Regions from separate parts of the Homo sapiens genome. Here region 1 is linked to region 2. A link is a loop called in an ENCODE intact Hi-C map of the cell type or tissue named here. Cell type or tissue: ovary. All regions are shown on one strand. Links, peaks and the distances in the headings refer to the core of each region. The heading gives the core; the rest is flanking DNA.

What was found. Hi-C counts contacts between places; a loop is a spot of excess contacts. Peaks named below come from ENCODE experiments on the same cell type or tissue, not always from the same donor. Only the 100,000 strongest peaks of a DNase experiment are listed, where the experiment ranks them.
Region 1: it touches region 2 in a loop (2.4-fold over the local background); 2 of 110 quality-filtered maps call a loop at or near these places.

What each region holds. Positions count from the first base shown.
Region 1 is chr17:34,107,129-34,117,870 of GRCh38, forward strand. It overlaps LOC107985036 (a long non-coding RNA gene), which reads right to left and starts at 4,678. Exons shown (of 7, transcript XR_007065718.1): 1 at 4,518-4,678. It also overlaps a transcript of ASIC2 not described here. In ovary, for the core only: no CTCF peak of the experiment used is centred there; no DNase peak of the experiment used is centred there.
Region 2 is chr17:34,156,446-34,167,187 of GRCh38, forward strand. LOC105371735 (a long non-coding RNA gene) reads left to right here. Exons shown (of 4, transcript NR_188344.1): 1 at 1-257; 2 at 2,598-2,670; 3 at 4,980-5,454; 4 at 7,167-9,305. It also overlaps a transcript of ASIC2 not described here. Among named protein-coding and RNA genes, the nearest start is that of LINC01989, 22 kb to the right of the region's middle. RefSeq lists a silencer at 182-340 and an enhancer at 640-1,194. In ovary, for the core only: no CTCF peak of the experiment used is centred there; no DNase peak of the experiment used is centred there.

The DNA.
Region 1 (10,742 bases), core at 2,661-7,660, 50 kb before region 2:
TTGTGACTTCTCCTGTCCCATAGTATGTTTGTATACCTTCTTTCACAATGAGAACTTTGACCCTCGGTATCATTTACACATCTACTCTTTTGGCTTGGCACAGTGGCTCACAGCTGTAATCCCAGCACTTTGGGAGGCCAAGGCAGGCAGATCACTTGAGTCCTGGAGTTTCAGACCAGCCTGGAAAACATGGCAAAACCCCATCTCAACTAAAAATAAAAAAATAAAAAATTAGCTAGGGGTGGTGGTGATCGCCTATAGTCCCAGCTACTTGGGTTGCTGAGGGAAGAAGATCACCTAAGCCTGGGAGGTGGAGGCTGCAATAAGCTGTGATCACGCCACTGTACCCCAGCATGAGTGACAGAGTAAGATCCTGTCTCAAACAGAACAAAGCAAAACAAAACCATTTACTCTTTTGTTCAGTTCTACAGTATCTTAAAGTACATTCAGAATTGCTTCACTCAAACACTATGATAGGCAAACCTACTAAAAGGAGTTTATCAATTATTTTCAATTCTCCCCCACCACAAGTCCAATCTGACCAAAACTAAAGGTAGTCACAAGTTGTGTTCATAAGGTACTCAAAATAGTTTGTTCTTTATTCCCTTCCAGCTAGTTATGGTATTAATTTGAAATATAATTAGGTTCATTTGTCAGTTTGCTTTCAGTTTTAGGGTTCTCTCCTTTACATTTTTCGGCTTTAATTTAATTTGGGGGTTATACTGACATTTTATTATTAGCATGCATCCGAAAGTCAAATATTTGAAAATACGTAATTAGAAAAGTGTCACTCTTTCTCATACTTTTCCATCCCACCTCGCCTCACACTTTGTAGGTATCCAATTTCACTATTTTCCAGTTTATCCTTCTTATGTTCTTTATGTAATGATAAGCAGATATGTGGCTATTTCCTTACTTACCCTTTTTCTTACACATGCTCATTTGTATCTCGCTTTTTTTTACTTATAAACATCTCTTTGAAATCATTTTGTATCAGTTCACAAGGATCTTCCTTACTTATTTTCAACAACTACATAATACTCCATTGAGTGACTGTGCCATAGTTTATTCAACAAAACTGCTCTGCTGAAACTTTCTGGAAGTTCCAATTTTTTGAAATCTCAAATATTGCCACAATAAATATCCTGTTCATGCATTTTTTTATATAGTTGTAGGTGCTCCTAGATGTGGCTCTCACAAATTGTGATATGATAAATTGTCTTTATCATTTAGATTGAAATATTTTATAATTTTTCCTTGTGATTTCTTATTTGAACTATAGTTTATAAATGTATAGTTTAATTTCAAAATATTTACTTTTATTGGTTTCAAATGTAATTATGCCACTGTCATATAACTTACCCTATTACCCTATAAGATTTCAAACTTTTGAAGTTTACTATGACTTGTTTATGATATTTACGTTATATGGTGTATCGTGGTGAACACTCCTCGTACATTTGAAAACATTTTGCAGTTATTGGGTTTAGTGTTCTATAAGTGCCAATTAGGTCCAAGCAGTTTACTGTGTCATTCATATATTTCATATCATTGTTGATTCTTTGTGTAACTGTTTTATCAATGACTAAGAAGAGTGTTAAAATCAACTCTAATAGCAGATATGTCTATTTTGATTTTAGTTCTGTTATTTTTTTCTTCGTTATATTTTGAAACTCTGTTAAGTGCATATCCATTTATAATTGTTATGTCTTCCTCACTTATTGACCCTTATATGTTAAAATATGCTATTTTTCTTATCCATAATACTCTTTATCTTGAAATTTATTTTGTCTAATGTTATTTTACCCCCTATATCTTGGTTATGGTTAGTGGTGTTTGCATGGAATATCTTATCTTTTTACTTTCAACATATTTTGTCTATTTTCTTTTTTTATTTGTTGATTTATTTTATTTTATTTTATTTTTATTTTATTTTATTATTATTATACTTTAAGTTTTAGGGTATTTTGTCTATTTTCAACCTATGTGTTAACCTATTAAAGTGGATTTCTTGTGAGCAACATGTAGTTAGTTGCGTCTTTTCTTATCTTTTCTGGCAACTTCTGTAACTTATTATTTTGTTTTCTGTTTAACTCTTTGTTTTTTGAGGATTATGCATGTAGACGATACGTATAGCTCTAGTTCATTTATTGTCATTGCTCTGTAAAATACTATGGCAGGAATATACCAAAATCTAGTTTTCCATTCTGCTTCTGGGCTGCCACTTGGGTTGTTTATGATTTTTCATATGTACAAACAATGCCAAAAGTATACAGTCCTGTGCATGTCTTCTACGTACATGTATGTTCCAAGACAAAGGTAAGTGTACAATTCCTAGATCTTAGAATATGAGAATCATCTGTCTTTACCATATAAGCATTCACTGATATGGGTAAAAAAAAAATGCAGTTTTGCCAGTTTATACTTTCATCAAGCGTAAATGAGAATTTCTCTTGATCGATATCCTTTCCAACACTTGGTAACGTTACACACACCCAAACACATGCCCACCACATGTGCTATCTGACAGCTTTTAAACGGAGTCTCACTGTTATATAAACCTGCATCTTTTCATGTGTATATTGGCCATTAAGCCTTCCTCATTGAGGACTTGCTCATTCATATACTCTACTCTCATTTTTTAAGCTGAAAAATAAAAATTTGGAGGCATGATTTTCCCAAGATCACACAGCAGTCATGGATTAGACATGAGTCCAGGTATTGTAACACTGAAAATAAGTTTTTCTCTCTCTTTATCTATCTATCGTGATACTGTATAGATTTTATGACTAGGTATATGCGTGTGTGTGTGTGTTTGTGTGTGTGTGAGAGAGAAAGAGAGAGAGAGAGATGAGATGAGATGAGATGAGATAGTATGGGATAGTATTTCTAAAATTCGTATTTTGGCTTGAGGTTTTCAGATCCAGTTCTAATAAATAGAACATCCAAGACAAATCACCTCTGATGTACCCCTTCCCTCCAATCTTTTTCCCAAGTAAAATAAAAATAAAGTGAAAGAAAATCAAGAACAACCTTAAGGAGATGCTCTGAGAAGAGAGTCCCCAGTCTTGCCTATCTTATAGGGTGGGCTTATGGGCTGAACAAACAAACGTGGGCATCAAGTCAGCCCCAGCAACCACTTTTTTCTCTCTTTCTGGAATACTTTCTAAGGTATTGCCCAGATTAGGATAGGGAGCCAGGGCGCTGGCCTAATTCCTAACCAGGAACAACTCTGGGAAGGCTGCCTTCTGTGACTGCCCTAGGAAACCTAGCTCTTCCTCGCCCTCTCTCTGCCCCTGGCTCTCCCAGCCTCTCTGCTGCCGCTGCCTCAGGATTGATCATTAGCCTGGGATTAGCAGCTGTGCCAGCAGCAGGCGGGACAAAGCCCTGCTGCCCTGGGCTGTAGCTGCAGAGGGCTGGCTGGGGAGGGAGGGCTCAGCTGCCCAAGTGCCAGGCATATGTCAAATCCAATTTGGGAGAGGATCTTGTTAAGCCTTCGTATTAGATGACATCCTCCTTAAAAAAAATCATCGGTTAGGAAGGCTTTGCAATGTCTACCAAGCACCCATGCTGAGGTCAGATAGTGTTTCCTGTCAAGAATAGATTCTTTATATCCCATCGGTCCCTGGGTTCAAGGGGATTTGATTAGTCAGATATGGCTTACCTATAAGCCTTGCTGGCCCTAATCAGTCTCTGCCTTTCAAAAGCTTTGTGACTCATTTTTTGTGATCATATCGTCCAGCATCTTCACTAGTAAAGGGCACAGGGCTCTTTTCATTCCCGTCCTGTTACCCTTTCAAAATTATAGGCACAAGCCAGACACGGTGGCTCATGCCTGTAATCCCAGCACCTTGGGAGGACGAGGCTGGTGGATCACTTGAGGTCAGGAGTTCGAAACCAGCCTGGCCAACATAGTGAAACTCTGTCTCTACTAAAAATACAAAAAAGTTAGCTGGGCATGGCGGCAGGCACCTGTAATCCCAGCTACTCAGGAGGCTGAGGCAGGAGAATCACTCGAACCCAGGAGGCAGAAGTTGCAGTGAGCGGAGATCATGCCATTGCACTCCAGCCTGGGCAACATAGCGAGACTCCATCTCAAAAAAACATATATATACACACATATATATAATAGTATATATTATATACAACATATTATATAATTATATAATATAATGTATATATATTATATTATATTATGTTATATTATATATACAGGCACCAAAAATGATAAAACAGATTCTGGGTCTGTGGCAAAACAGTACTTTTATACATGGCTTGTGACAGCATAAATTGTCCTAACCCTTTTGAAAAGATATGTTACAGTAGGTGTCAAAATTCAAAAGTATATGCACTCTGACATTCTACTTACGGAGTTTTCCCATTAGGATAGTGTAACTAAAATTTATTGCCTATCTATTCTGAGCTAGGCACGTTATTCTGCTGCTAATTCTGCAAGTCAAGCCTTTGACACTTATTGTTTTTGATGAGGAAATTAGAACAATGGCTAAGTGACTTACCTGATATGGCACCATTATTATAAGGGAGAATCTGCATTCAAATGCAGTCTGATTCCAATCCCGTTTCTTCTCCTACAAAACACTGCTTTGGGAGAAGGATTTCTATGTATGAACATCTTCACTGCGGCATTATTTATGATAGCAAAAGCTGAGAAAAACAAGTGGCTCATAATAGAAGAATGTTCTAGTAAATTATGAGAATTTAACCCAATGGATTATTTTTCCATCTTATAAATTTTAGTGATTATTTAGTGATTTTGGGAAAAGCATATCATATATATTAAGTCAAGATAATAGAATACAAAATTATTTCTATATAATGATTATAACTATATTAAAATGCATAGCCATATGGAAAAAATTCTCATGGGAACTTGGAATATAAAAGACTTTTTTTTAAGGTATTAGTAACTAAAAGTGATTTCCCAAAATAGTCATTGTTACAAAGTTGTATTTGAAGAAAGACACTAGTCTTAGTGGAAAGAATAATATATTCAGAATAGAAGAGACCAAAATCTGAATGCTATCTCTTCCACAGTCTAAATTTATGAAACTGAGCAACTTCCCTATAATCTCTGAGCCTCAGTCTTTTTCATTTGTAAAACAGTGATAATATTTACCTCATAGGATCACAGTGCAAGTTAAATACATTAGAGTACCAACAAATACTGAACTCATCATAATAAATTCAATAACAAAAAAAGACATCCCTGATAAATGTATTAGCTAACAAACTAAATACAAATGATGATCCTTCTCAAGCTTCCACCACCTCCAAAGTTTTCTGCAGATTTTCAGACGCAAGACAGGCCAAAAAAAAAAAAAAAAGGAAAACTTCAGCCCACACACATAAGCATGTGTATCACAGGGCAGCCAAGGGAGATGGCTAAGTACAAGAAACTCACTCTTTGACCACATAATTCTTAGCTGAAACCAGCCACAGATCAAATGCTTCACCAACACGGAATGCCTTATGTATTAATCCCTAGGCTCTGCAGTGAAGCCAGCATGTGAAACCAACCCTTCCCTGGTCCTCTGGGCATTTACAAGATAAGGCCTTGTTACAGGCTGGGTAGTGATGCTCCCTGAAGCCTCTTAGGATGAACGTTCTCACTCCATAAGACATTGTAAGCTCGTGTCTGTGGGATGTTGTGGGATGATTTCTCTAGCTTCAATATTGCTAAGAGTACAGGACACACTCAATAGGATGAGACCTATTAATGTTACTTCATGGTCTTATGGCTGAGCAGCTGTACTCTCTAGGCTTGGGTTGCGTCAATCATGTCCCTATTTCCCAAATCAAGAGTAGGGTCAAGTAGATTGGGGAGTGAGAAAGAGTGGAAGGCATCAGACATGAAACACATTCATCAGGGGCTAAGCAAGCACTGATGGGTTTCAAGTAACCAACAGTATTTTGATCACAGTATCTTCACTGTGGAATCTTCATCTGGGCTCTGTGCAACAAACCCCAAGTGACCAGTGAATGATGACCCTTTGGCTGGAGTGAGTAGACTGCAACCCCAAGGAGAGGAGCTCTTTGCTTCCAGACATTGCCCGAAGAGAGGGGCGAAGGAAGCTGGAGGAGTGGGGTGGAGAGAGAATATTATTGAGATTACTAAGTGTCAAGTATGTGTCAAGAATAAAATGAGTCATGCCTGTAATCCTAGAACTTTGGGAGGTGAAAGCAGGAGGATTGCTTGAGCTCAAGGGTTTGAGATCAGGCTGGGCAACATAGCAAGACCTTGTCTCTACTAGAAATCAAAAAGTTAGTTGGGCATGGTGGTGCACACCTGTAGTCCCAGTTTCTTAGGAGGCTGAGGTGGGAGGACAACTTGAGCCCAGGAAATCATGGTTGCAGTGAGCTATGATTGCACTACTGCACTACAGCCTATGGCAACAGAACAAAACTCTGTCTTAAGGAAAAAAAAAAAAGGAAGAAGATGAAAATTAAGCCAGGCGTGGTGACTCATGCCTATAATCTCAACACTTTAGGCGGCCAAGGCAGGAGGATCGCTTGAGCTCAGGAGTTCAAGCACAGCTTGAACAACAAAGTGAGACCTTGTCTGTACAAAAAAAAAAAATTGCCGGGTGCAGTGGTGTGCACCTACAGTCGCAGTTACTTGGGAGACTGAGGCAGGAGAATCACTTGAGCCCAGGAGTTTGAGGCTGCAGTGAGCTATGATTGGGCCACTGCCCTTCAGCCTAGGCAACAGAGACCATTTCTCTGAAAAAATAAAAATACAAAAAGAATAAAATGAGCTTGCTGATTTAGTACTCACTTCCTGCTAGGAAGATACAGTTATCCTCATCATTTAAAAGATGAAGAGCTTGAGGCACCAGATCTGCATTTAGTCATCCATCGTCTATTTGTTGAGCACTTACTATAGTCTAGAAACTGCCTCAGAGGAGACAGGAAGGATCATCACAAGGTGGAATTTCTCATTTGGTGCAAAGCTAGTTCATGAGGTTCCTCAGAACACACTATTCCCTGAAGCAGATGCTCTTAGATCAAGAAGAAATTGGCAGTGCAGTTGTCCAAGCTGGCTGATCCTTCCTGCCTGCACCTAGTTGAATGAAACAAACCTGAACAGGATTAGGAAAAGTGCTTTAAATGGTTGCACTTTAAGCCATCCCTTAGCACAACTCTTGGCTCATAGCAAAGGGAGGCACAGCTGGCATTCATCAACTGGGAGGACAGCATGTTCTGTCCCACACTCTAAAACCAAGCAGGTGGCTCTGGGAAGGTCTGTGAGGGTGAGAGAGAGAGACTTCTGCATGGGGCTAGCCCTTTTCCCATCAAGTAGGAAGAACATGAGATTTGGAGCAAGGACAAGGAAAAAATAATACCCAATTGAACCTGACTCTGCCACTCACTTGCTGTGTGTTTTTGGCAACATTCCTAACTTCTTAGATCCACATCTGCAGAAAGGATTTTTTGGGGGGCTAAAAGCAAGTCAGGGATGTACTACAATTTGCCCAATACCTGGTACCTAGCATCATTCTTTTTCCCAGAATAATGTTTCTGTGTTGAAAACAGTGAGGGTTAAGTGTTATCCTGAGAAGTGGGGAGCAGGTTCAGCCTATGATGCAAAGGGTGGAGGCACAGACACAGCCAGCATTATTCCCCAGAGCTCATGGAGCAATCGCCTGGAGCCACCAAAAGCTGTGGGTAAGAGGAGGCAGACATAAGGTCAGGAGGCAGGGCAATTAGTTAAGACAGTGAAGTCCAGCAGGTGCCAGGACAATTTGAATAATTCTGTCCAGCTCTGACTGTATAGCCCAGGGCCATGTCTAATGAGCACCCCGTGATTATTGTCTTGTAGAATCGGGTACCTAGAGATTTCAAGGAACCACTTGGAACAGAGAAACAACTTTCCCTCCGTTGCTCATTTCAGTGACCAGTAACCTTCAAGGTCAACACATTCTTTAGAGCCAACTCCATTTTGCTTTTGTTTCAGCTCTCTTCTCATCTAATTCTCTTGGGGCATGGAAAACAACTACTTGCTTAGTCACCCCATTGCACACCGACTATCCAAGTGGATAGCACAGTCATGTGCTACATTAGCCAACTAACCTGTCAACAATTAGAGCATGTAGTATCCTACATTAAGTGTTTTGGATGGTACAAAAACAAAGACATCTGTACCTATGTTTAAGGAGCTTTGGGAATCTGAATTGCAGTGCACTAGAACTCATGTTTCCCAATCATCCGTTCAGTACTAGAATCTCCTTAATGTTGCCCATGACAAGTAGTCACTCAACCCCTGCTTGAATTCTTCCTGGGACTGGAGGTTGCCTACCACCCAAAGAAACCATTTCATATAGACCTTAGTGCTGAGTATGGAGGACAGTGGATTCTCAACAGATGTTGAAGAGATGAAGGCCATTAATTGATGGCTTTAATTGTTTTTCATTCATTCACTAATCCATTTGTTAACACTCCTTCTCTTAACTTCTATTCTTGTGTGGCTTGGAGCTGCTCAAATATTTGCAAGTCTAACCAGGCCGAACATTTTCAATTCCTCCAAATATTCCTCATATGGCTTTGTTCCTAGACCCTGTCCTATCCCACTTCCCTCTTCTGGATAATGTTTCTTACAGGATGTGGCACTTAGAATTTAACAAGTTGAAAACACCATATTTCAGCTGTAACTTGACCAACACTCCCCTTATTCAGGTATATCTGCTTTTATCCAATAGCGCAAGAGTACATATAACTACATAAGTGAAAATGTGTTCCAAACACATATAACAATTTTAACAGCAGATAATGGGGAGAAGGCTGATGGGATCCACTCTATATGGGTTTTGAAGCCCCAAACTAGAGACACAAACCCAGAGAAGGGCAGGAAGAAAGGGAAAGCATATGATACCCAACATGGAACAGCATGAGATTAACACCCAAACCACTTGGTGTGAGAGAGTGTTGAGAGTATAGACAACTCTTGACAAAGTCACAGAGAAAACCGTTTGACCTTTGGTCTCCTGCAGTCCCTTTTCTGAGCACCTTTCTCCCTCTCAATTCAATGGGCAAGGTGGACTGACCAAGATTACAGTTGCATTGACCTGAGTTTGAATCCTTGTTTTACCAGTATGTATAATGTCAGAAAAATGCCTTTCTCTCTCTAGGCCTCTGTTTTTTATCTGCATAATGGGAACAATAATGTCTCCCTCCTCAGGTGGCTATTAAGGAAGGTAATAGATAGAACCTAGCACAGGGCTGGGAATTTACTTCAGTGTCAGTTTTTGCACTCTCCCATGTGAGTCTCCATCCTCATTAGAAAACCCTGCTCTGAGTAAAGGCTTTATGGCAGTGATTCACCCCTCAGTGTAGGCCAGTGAGGTGGTGTAATTCCTGCTGGAGTATGTCTGCTAAGGTGTTAAAGAAATCTTACATTCTAGTCAGGGGGTGGCAGTCAGGCTGGTGGTGGCATTTTCTTTCATTTCTTACCAATCAGCTTTCATGAAGCCTCTGAAAAAGCTTCTGCCTGCTCTCTCTCTCCCTAGACCACCTGTCTTTCTCCCTAGGGGTGAGATTTAAAAGATGCCACCCACAAGCTTGTGATTGTTGTTAGTATGTCTTACCTAAAGGGTAGCATTTCCCATGGCATGATTCTGTTAAGAATCTTGGGCCTCTTGGCAGTAATAACAATTCCTGAGACTCCAAAGAATTCCTTCTGAGACTCCGATACCTTTTGCAAGTGTGTGTGGGGGGAGGAGGGCGTATAATATGTGTGTGTGTGGGTGGGTGGGTGTGTACCAAGTGTATGCAATGTGAACCAGCCATTGGTTCAATGTGTGCACGGAAATAAGTATGTGTAGTGTGTAGCATGTAGTATGTGTGTGGTGCATGCATATGATGTGTTCTGGCAGAGAATATGCACCTGGAAATATGTATCGTGGGTTTGTGTATATGGAAAGTGTGCACACACACAGGTTACTGTCAGACTCCACTGTTTTCCCCAGATTCATCCCTTCAATTCATCAATCTGTCAGGATTTTTCATTCATTTAACCAACAGTCTTTATATAACATCTATATGGGCTACACAGTATACTAGGGAAGAGGAGAGAAAGATGAATAAGGTCTTATCTCTGGTGGAAAAAAGATATATAAACAGACAAATTATAGAACAGCCCAGTTTGTGTGACCCACATGTATAAGTGAGTACAGCCAGAGCACAGGGAGGGCAGTGAGCCATTCAGAGAACTCACAGAGGAAACGGCATATGGTTGGGGTTTTGACAGATGAACAGGAGTTTCCCCAATGTTGAAATGGAAGAACAACATTTGAAGCAGAGAGAATAGCCTGTGAAAGACTGAGAGTCATGGATAGGCACCTCATTTTGAGGGAAACTTTAGTACCTGAAGCATGGGTCTCGTGGGATGTGGTACCAGGAGAGGTAACCTAGGGAACCTGGGGTCCAGACTGGGAAGGGCTTTAGTTAAAGAGACGTGACTGCAATCATCCCAACAGAAGATGCTGAAGTCCTGGGCTCAGACCATAGCTGTGGGGGTGGAGAGGAGAAAGGCTGGATTCAAGATATGTTTCTTAGATACAATTGGCAGGACTGGTGATGGATTATTTGGGGGTGGGGCCTTAACAAGGAGGGAAGAGTTGAGGATGACTCTGAGGTTTCTGGTTTGGAAGATCCACTAGATAATGTCATCATTAACCAAGATTGAGAAAAGAGGAGGAGGAACAGATTCCAGGGGAGATTAGATA
Region 2 (10,742 bases), core at 3,071-8,070:
GATGCCATGGAGGGTGGAGGTGTTGGCAAAGATCTGGATGCTAGAAGGTTGCAGGCTGCCCTCACTGGGGCTTTCCTTGAGGTCCATCGGGACCCCGTGCAGTTCCGCAACTGGCTTCAGGTTGATCGAATTTCAGAGAAGAGCTCCCAGTCCTCGGGCTCTGCTTAAACCTTGACGTTCAGGGGAGAGAACGCAAGGCAAGCATCGCGCCAGATGCTGTGAGTTTATCCTGAGAGCCCAGCCGCACGCTGACAGGGGTGAGTGTTTATATAAAACCCATTCAAACTCTAGCTCTTGATTTTTTCCAGGCGATAAGGAGGGCTGGTTTTATTTAGGGAGACACCAAGGTGATGTGGAAGAGATGTGGGTGGGAAGGGAGAGCTTAGCCAATGGAAATAAAGTCCTCCCCCCTACACACGCCACTAGAGACAAGATTAAAAGCGAGAGCGAGAGAGAAAATGCTTAAAACAAGTCGCTGAGCAGCTCGGAGCCTGTTAACCAGCGCATAATGCCCCATGTTAACCATCCTGGGGGATGTCAGGGCGGCCACGCTGATGCACTGCGGTCGGGCGCAGCGGCACAGCCTTCAGAGCCGCCGCCGCTCGGTTCCTTTTCCCATGATGTTTTGGACTCCGAATGCCGTTTCTCGCCGCCGGCCTCCGTCCCTCCTCTCCTCCTCCTCCAGGCCCCCTTTTGTGGGCAGAATTCCAAATGCCAGCGGCCGCTGCTAGCACCGGGGAGAGGAGGCAGCGCGCGGCGCGGAGAGGCGAGGACCGGTATCTGGAGACTGGGGACGGAAGCGGGGAGCTCAGACCGGGATCCATTCTCTCCTCGCCTCCTGGGAAAAAAGGGACAACCCCCAGGTCACAAAGCCTGCCTGCTTCCCCCGCCCCAGCTCCCTGTCCCTGCTAGGCTGCCTTGGGGGGAAGGGCAGGGCGGGGGAGAAGGGCTGGTGGGGGCTGGGGACTTTCTCCAAGTTTTCTTTTTAGCCTTTTTTGAAGGTAGCTAGTGGGGGCTTCTTCGAGGGTTGACATGACACCCCGCCCCCCAGGTGGCAGGAAGACAGTGCTAAACTCCTAGGAGCCAGGTGTGAGGTTGGAGGCGGCATTCCTTTGCATCAATGTCAGGGATCCCAGGTTAGACCCAGCCTGGGATCTCCAGAGGGGAGAATGCTAAAAATGCAGAAGGAAGGGGGCGATCCAAACCCACAGTGCCTCTGATGCAGACAGCGAGGGGGCATTCTAGGAGAGCAGCCAGGAGCCCCTCCTGAGACAGAAAAGCCAAGTTGCCCCTGGAGCCTCAGAGAAGGAGCAACAAGTAGTCGCCTCCCCCACCGCCACATAGCTGTCGGGAGAGTCTGTATTTGAAAGAGAAAGGCAACTGGGACTCCAGGTGGGACTGGCTGCATACCATTCCATTTGGGCAGTGTGTGTGTGTGTGTGTGTGTGTGTGTGTGTGTGTGTGTGTGTGTGTATTCTGATCCTGGATTTGTCAGATGGAAGTACATTTGGGCAGTGTGTGTGTGTGTGTGTGTGTGTGTGTGTGTGTGTATTCTGATCCTGGATTTGTCAGATGGAAGTACAGCCGGAACTATAGGTGGGAGCAAAGAATTAGCCTTTCCGCTGCCTACCTCTTTTTTCCTGAAACTCCACTGGCAGTCAGCTCCTGCTAGCAGGTGAGTGTGGCTCGCCCTATTGGCCCATGCCAGAGCTCAAATGGCTAGAACCTACTGAATCAATGGTGCTAAATTCCCATCAGAAGGAAGGGAACAGAAAGTCTGAGTGGCCATCCCAAGCCACACTGCCAAGCTGGGGCAGAGCCACATGGAGTCACCTTGATGAGCCAAGCTCTCATCTTCAGGGCTTTCCAGGCTTAAATCATACTCCTTGGACAATGTTGGAAAAGAAGGCAGCTGAGGGCACGTCCCTCTAGGTTTAGCTCTACTCTGAAATATGTTTTCATTCCATCTGGACCCCTGCTAAACTAGGTCCACTGACAAAAACATCCAGGTGCACTCTGAAGCAACCTGTAGCATTAAATCAGTGGTTTATTGATCCTGGGAGCTCAGAGAACAGAAGCATCACAAGCAAGCACAATGGCAAAGATTGATAAACTTCACATATTCGTTAACCAAGAGGTCCTGGACTCCTAGGATAGGACACAGGTTTTTAAAGCAGGAGGACCAAAATTAACAAAGGTCTACCATGTGTCAGGACCTGTGTGAGGGTGTCATATCATCTTACTTATCCCTCTTAACTATCTTGACAGGTACATGTTCTTGTTATTATCCCTATTGTACAGGTGAGGAAGCTGGGGCTCACAAAAGTAAAGTGCTGTGTCCAAGTTACAGTTAGTGGTGTCAGAGGTGGGACTTGAACTCAGGCATATTTGTCTCCAAAATGCAAGTTGTTAAAGCAGATCCGGAACACTTCTTCCCAAATTTAGGAAAGGAGCAGTCCTTTCTATGCTTTGTCCCTGATTACACACACACACACACACACACACACACACACATCAGTTCCTCACTTGTATTAAACATCTCTATGCCTTTTTTTCTACCACACCACATCTCTGTTGTCCTTTTTTTTTTTCCCCAGCTCCAGGCCCTCTCCTACAGGAAGACTTCCTGGATTAATCTGCTAATCTTCAGCTCATCCACCTGTTTAATAGGTATGTTGGCCTCTAACTCTATACCAGGCACTGTATGGTTTTGGGGAAACAAAAGTAAATGAGATACATGTCCTGCCTTTGATAACTCAAGGATCAGCGGGGGAGGAGGCAGAGAGATAGGTACACACACAAGTCCCTGCTCCATGGTGTGGATAGCGAGAGAAGCAACATGGCTCATGGGTTCCTGGGATTAGCACTGCCCAGCTGGAAATCATGCTGCTCCATATCTGTTCATGTTCCTTCCACCTCCAGCCCTCTCCCAGGCTGTGTTCCGCCCTCCTCCCCAGCAGCCCAGATCTGTTTTCCCCATGAAGCCTCTTCTTTTCACAGGATCATATTTTCTCTCAGTTCGTGTCCCAGACATGTTTTCTCATGTGTGCCGAGATGGGTCTCAGAGTTGCTCTAATTGCTCCTTTCCCATTTAGACTCTTTGACTGCTTACCTCTACCCTTCGCCATTTGTTTGTTTTGAGGATTACAAACATAACGTGATGCTCTGTGACCTTGGGGGAAGTGACTAAACTTCTCTGAACTTCAGTTTCCCCACCTCCAAAATGATGGAGCTTAGAATGCCTGCCTCACAGAACTTTTGTGCAAATGAAACGAGATATAGATTATAAAGTGTCTGGTACAATTTAGACACTTAGCAATTGACACTTTCTCTTGATGACTACGAAGAGAACATTCGTTTTTGATGTTGGCACTCTCTTACAGGTGATTGGAGAACCATTTATAGCTCTAGAAGACATCATTTGCCCAGAGCAGTGTTTACCTGTTAGTGTCACCATCCCTTCCTGTAGGCCAGTGTCAAACACACTCCTCACACTACTCTGCTTCCTGTCCATGGCCTTAAGGTCTTCTCAAGGTCTTCTGAAGCAGCTCTTGACTAAAGCTTTCCAAGAGGGTGAGGCGATTTAGGGTGGGAAGGGGGGACTAGAAGAGAATAGCTCTAATGGTGCATTTCACAGCCGGGCACTTGGCTCTGTGCTTGACATTTGGCGGACATTATCAGTAACTCTGAGAGGAGGGTATTGCCAAGCCCATTTTACAGATGAGAAAGCTGAGTACAGAGAAAAAAGCTAACTTGCCCAGGGTCCCTCAGCTGAAAAGTGGCAGAGGGCTTAAATGTCAAACCCAAGTGTGTCTGAGTCTGAAGGGTGTGGTCCACAAACTCAATAGAAATGCTTCAACGAGACCTCAATAGCACAGACCATGATGGCAACAGTCTTGAACAGGAACTGAATTATAGAATATTCTTTAAGAAATACTGCTATAACATTTTCTATCACATGTAGCAATTCAACTTGATGGCTAATAAAACGTTTCCACATATCTTCTTAAAAACACTCTTTAATTGATAATACTCACTCGCAGTTAGCAGTATGGTTTACATAAAGGCATCAGATATTCTATCATTCTTAAAAATGCTTTTGTGTTATTCAGTTGGTTAAGCATTCCCCTCTTCAATCAGGTTTACAATACCTATTTGCTTGGCACTAGTGGTAACAGAGATTGGTTTTAGAGTGGGTCAATTTGGCCCAGATTTGTAAGCATTGACCTAATTGTGTATAATTATGGTCTTTTTGGTGAAGTGTATGACAAGACATTAAAGAACTTTTCAGACAAACTCATTTGCAAATCAGGCAGTTTAACCCCCTATTAGACCACATGCCCATATTTCTGCTGTGGCAAATTTATTCACTTATGAATGAAGTCAGGAATTAATTAACTTTCTATGACCCTGAAATTGCTACTCTGAGACGCAAGGAGGGGGACCCTCTTCTAACCCTGGGGAACCTAAGGCCAGTCCTGAGCCTGGTTTCTGGGGAGGGTTAGAAGCTCAGGGTGCAGCCTCCTGCCTCTGCAAAGAGTAACAGGCAGGAGAGTTAAGGAAACTGAGATCTACAATCAGCTCAGCTCGAATGCTAATTTGCTACTTAACATGTGCTAGGTACATGCCATGGCCACCACCTGCTCATTAAAGGGGAAAAATCATTCTTTGCTAATAAACAGATGACATTATAATTTGAAACTCGGTGATCTCAAAATACAACTTTTCCCTCTGATTTGTCATTCCCATAAAGAAGGGTTAAAGATCAACTATTGTAAAACCAAAGCATCTCTTTGCTGTTGGTTGGTTTATAAATAAACGCCTCATACAACACGTATTCCCATTTAGTCAGCTGGTGAACACTTAGCAAGTAATTTGTCATGACAGGTATACCAGGGAAGGATGTGAAGCAAAGCCAGACGTTTAATGGGTAGTTTACTGAGATTTTGTCTATAGCTGGTTTTCTTTTTTCTTTCCAGGCAAAACCTACAGAACTAGTCCACACTGAGTGGACCTCTGGGGCTCCCAGCTGCCGATTGACCTGAACCCCAGAGTGAACTCGTGTTGCTTTGTGGCTTCAGGAAACCTTGGAACATCTCTGTGCTGTTTTTTCATTTGTGCTCAATCATTCCTGAGGCCTCCTCCTCCTGCTGCAATTTGACAAGACTTGACCAAATCATTAACTCCCAGTTAATGGGATAAAATGAGTTTGAATCTGGGATTCTGGTCATTAACCCCATGTCACCATCTGCTCCAGCAGTTTGATGGCAGGGCTAGGTGAATTCTAATCACCCAACACTTGTTAAACTGCTGATTCCTGCTTCCCCACCTCTGCTGACTCAGCATCTCTGGGGTGGGGCCTGCAAAGGCTCTCTTCCTTGACGGGGTTATTGAGGGCAGCTCTAGGAACCCACCCAGGACCAGACCTGATGAGGAGTTCCTCCTATGCATCAGGTATGCTGGGTCGGTTTGCGGAGTTTCATAACTTGCATTTTCCTCTGCCTGGAGAGTTCCTTGCAGCTGGCTTCTTCTGTGTCACGGCCCCACAGAGATCTTGGCTGGTCTCCCTATCTCCACCCTCCACCATGCTCACTATTCCATTACAAGTTTCCTTTTCTACCCAGTACTAATCATTTTCTGCAATTCATCTCATTTCCTTGTGAACTATCTGTTGGTCCTACCAGAATGTAAGTCTCCACCTGGGGGCAGAGACCCTGCCTGGCTTGTTAGAAGCCATATCCCCAGGATTGAAGCATATGAGAGATGCTCAGAAATACAAGAATTCATGAACAAATGAACACGAGTGAATTCATTCAGCTCTGATGCTGAGGCTCCCTCTCTGAGATGAAAGAATGGGGAACCTTCTTCTAATCCTGGGGAACCTGGGGCCTGCCCTGAGCCTGATTCCTGAGGCAGGTGAGAGGCACCTCCTACCTCTCAACCCTGTCTATTGTTACCCCCAGCACCCAGGGAAGACCTCACTGGAGCCTGAGTCAGTGCAGGGGGCCAAGAGGAATCTGTGCACCCAGAGAATCTTGGCTGAGTTACCTGATTTTAAAACTCCTGACTTAAGGTGCTATTGACCAAGTACTCCTTAGCTCCATCGCCTACAAAACCACAGGTGCAGGTGAAAGTTGAGTTTAGGTATGAACTGAATACTGTTTAGCTACCCTATTTAAAAAATTGTTTTCATTTGTTTGTTTGTTGAGACAGGGTCTCACACTGTCACTCAGGCTGGAGTGCAGTGACATGGTCATAGCTCACTGTGGTCTTGAACTTCTGGACTCAAGCTCTCCTCCTGCCTCAGCCTCCTGAGTAGCTGAGACTACAAGGTGCCACCACATCCAGCTAATTTTTAAAACCTTTTTTGTAGAAATGGGGGCTCTCCCTATGTTGCCCAGGTTTGTCTCGAGCTCCTGGCCTCAAGGGATCCTCCTGCCTCAGCCTCCCAAAGCAGTGGCCACAGGCATGGGCACTGCACCCGGCCAAAAGAAATATTCTGTCTTCGCTTCCAACTTGAAATGGACTGCTTACCTTGGCACTTCCCATGCCGGCTTCTCTCCACTTTCCAATCTAACAGGATAATGATGTCATACAGAAATAACTTACAGTAGGTATTTAGTAAATGCTGGTGTGCAATATGGAATAAAATTCACAAGAGGAATTCCAAACTGTTCCTTATCCTCAAATCATTTTTTAATAGCCAAAAAATTAGTCTGAAATTTGAGTCCTCGCCCTTCAGTGTAAAATCAGTAGCTTTTAATTTTCCCTTATTTTGTTTGCTTTAAAGAGGCACACCTACCTATAGTCCCTTAGTCATGTAAGGGCTGACCCCTCCCACTGGTCTAAAGCGGGGCTTCTGGACCATGCCTGACCACAGCCATCTGATCCTGAGGAGCCTTTAACCCAGTACTTCTGTTTAAAGAAACAAAAGTCCTCTCCTAAATAAACAAAGCAGGCCTGACTCAAATCTCTCCGATGGGTAAAGGAAAGTACCCAGGAGCAGGAGGCTTGGATTTCTGATTTTATTTCGTGTCATTTCCCTTCCTCAAAGGTGTGAAACTCCACCCCACGCCACTCCTTTCCTATTCATCCTCTACTGGATGTTTTTTCCTCTAAATAATTTTTATTTTCTATTTTTGTCTGTATGTGTTCTCCTCTTTTAGTCTACTTCTGTCCCTCTTTCCCCTGCGAAGGAAAAATAGAAGAAAGAAGCCATCTCTGTTTGCTTTCTCCCTGTCACTCAATCTCTGGAGCCAACTGCTTCACAAATAAAGAGAAGTGCACAGAGAGTCCCTGAAGCCCACCATCAACAGACAGGCTTTCAACAAAACTGTATCAGCACCGCCTTGGCCATAGCTACACTCTACAGAAAATGGGAGAGAGGAACAGCGCTAGAGAAGTTTGTCCTTGCCTGGTTCCCGGGTGGAACTTCCTCTCCCCCTTGTGTTCTATGCGTGTGGTTACAGCTGCCTCTGATCTTTGGTGACCAGCGGTTGGCAGTGGTGGTATTTCAGCATACCTTGATCATCGTGCTTATTACACAGCCTCCTTTACCATCAACCCTACCTACCTTCTTCTAGCCATGCCCCCCACCTCCTCCCGTCTCTATCCATCTCTTCGCTCTTTTAAAAAATACTTAAGTGTGTACAGATCACAGTGACTTCATTTGTGTGCCCATTCACATTTGATGACTTCCATAACCCCCATACAAGTAGTTGTGTATTCGTTTTAATTCACTTTATTTATTTCCTAGCTCTTTCATAAAATAAAATGAAATATAAGTAATGAAATGGGAATAAAAAAGAGAAAAATAGAATTGAGGGGGAAAAGGAGAAATGCATCTATGTTTGTGATCACGTTCATCTTTCTCCATGCATCAATATGCATACTATTATGAATTCATTGCACGTATTTTAACATGTAGGCACTACATGGGGATGTGGTGTCTACATACCACCTCTATAGTGGTAGGCACTGCAAAGGGACATACAAAAGGTAAAAAGCATAGTCTCTACTCTCATAGGACTTTTCATCTCATGGATGTGGCACTCATAATGTCTTTTATCTGTGTCCCACTTGATGTGAAACTCTTTAGTAGGCATGATCCTATTTGATTTCCATAAGCAGAAGAGGGGTCACTGTTTCCATGTTATGAGAGAGGAAACTGAGGTTCAGAGAGTGAAAGGACCCTGATGAGATAATGGAACTGGGGCTCAAATCCTGGTTTCCCGACTCAACATTTCACATTCTTTCTACTCTGTCATTATTCATTAGTCAAGTTTCTCCACAGACAACTCACTGAGCCACAACATATGAAGCAGCATGGTAATGCCACTAGACTGGTCATGATCAGAAGATGTGGCCCCAGGGAAGAGAAAGCAAGAGAGCTGGAGATAGCAGAGAAAGCACCAAGGAAGGGCTTGGCCGTGCAGCTCTAGCAGGGAGGTCCTTCCTTTCAGCCCCCAAGTGTCCCTCTGTGTCTCATCTAAAAAGCAAAAAAAGAGGAGAACTAGAGCTTATGGTTGAAGGCGTGAGAATGAGGTGTCTTTTCCCTCTATCTCTGTAATATACAAGTATAAATACTATATATACATATGTATATGTGTTCCTTTTTTCTGTGTCTGATTATGCATGCAATTTAGCAAGGATTTATTGCCTAATTTTGGTCTGGGCACTTTGCTAACGCAATGGGGGAGGATACCAAGAAATTAGGGACTCAGCCTCATTGTCCCCAGAGACTCCTGGGGGTGGGCAAGGCACGGTGTCTGTGCATACTGCTGGGGGAGCTCTGGATTAGGGGACATCAGGAGACATGACATTGAAATGTCCTACTCAGTTCTCTGTACAGATTGGATTTCCGTGGAAGAAAGAAAATCAACATGTATTGGGAGTCAACATCTCATTCAGTCCTGTGAGTTTATTCTGCCTATTTTTCAGACAAGGAGACTAAGGCTTCAAGACGGTAAGTAAATTGCCCACAGTGTCACTGCTGGTGTGGGAATGAGCTTCAGGGTCATTGAGTCATGCTGCTGCCCAGGTACCCTGTAAGGCCGTCAAGTGTTGTGGGTAAGGGTTTTGGTGCTGACGTTCAGGTGATTGTGAGTTTAAAGCCTGGGCCCACCCACACCAGCAGTGTTATTTGAAGCATGCTATTGAACGTGCCTAAACTTCCGTTTGCTCATCGGTAACATGGGAACAGTAACAGTGCCTACCTCATAAGACTGATGGGAGGATGTGATCAGCTAAAGTGTGTAAAGTACCAATAAGTATCTAATAAAGTTCAGTAACTATGTCACTATTAATACCACTGTTATAATCACTACTTTTGTCTAAAGGAGACCCAGGTGACATGAAGCTATTATGCCCTGTGGACTTGAGATCTTGAATTAGGGTTTGATTGTGAGACTACCAGACAAGCAGTGGGATTTAAATATTCATGGACCAGGGTCCATCTAGGTCTGATGGGACAAGGAAGGGACCCTCACAGTTGATTACCCTGAGATGGGAGAGGAAACTCTGCTAGAGGCATTTACACCTTACTAAGCATTTCTGGTGTATCAAGCTCTCTGCTAGCTTGTGAGGATGTAATGTTCATTAAGACATGTTCCCATAGGCTCTGGTCCAGCTTCTACCAGTTTTTAGCTGGACCACTGGTTTCTCCTAAGACAAACATAGGAGCCAGATGACTTCTGTAGTGCCTTGTAGACCTAGTCCAGTCCTTGGTGGTTCTGTGAACACTCACCTTGGCTCTGTCCCATAGAAGTACCAGGAGTCTTCCCAGGGGAGAGATTAAGAAACTCTTGCTCCTTCATCCTCTGTGATGGTTTGGAGCCTGAACAGCCTCCAGCCTAGGCCAAGTGTTCTTGGAGGATTCGCTTCTTTATCCCAGTCCCTCATCAGTGCCTCCTATAAGAGCCCCACCTGCTTTACTGAGCAATTGACTCCTACATCCATATATCTCTACCACTCCTCAAACCAAACTGCCAACCACCTCTAAGGCAGCTATTGATTTCACTGACCATAATGGAGTGTGTTCTCCATTATGCTGTTTAGTCACAGCACTAAACATCAGAAGGGATTCAAAGAGGAATCAGGCTAATGCCTTTCATCCAAGGAGCTGACAGATGGATGAGCCAGACTGGCATGCACACAGTCAGCACAAGGGAATAGGCTGTGATGGAGCTGGGTGTGCAGGGGACTGAGAGTGGAATTAGCATCCAGTTTCCAATCCTACTGCTGTAGCTGGCATTAAGGCATTCTATTACTCTCTCCAGACACAATCAACTTTATTCTTCAAGGTAGACACTTGCTATATGCCAATAACTATGCCAAGAATGTATACGCATTATATTAGTTAATGAGAGTTTCTCAACTTTAACACTGTTGACACTTTGGGCTGGATAATTATTTGTTGTGGGGAGCTGTCCTGTGCATTGTAGGATGTTTAACAGAACCCTTGGCCTCTATCCACCAGACACCAGCAGCGCCACCCCCCTTCCCCAATTGCAACAACCAAAAATGTTTGCAGACATTGTCAAATGTCCCCTGGGGACAAAATCATCCTCAGTTGGGAACCACTAAATGAATCCTAATATAGACCAGTGACATAGGTACAATGATCATTTCCACTTTACAGTAAACTGAGGCATAACAAGGTTAAACCATATGTCCAAAGTCACATAGCTAGGAGCTGGAAGCAGGGCCAATCTGTTTCCACAGCCCTTAAGCTTACTGTCCTC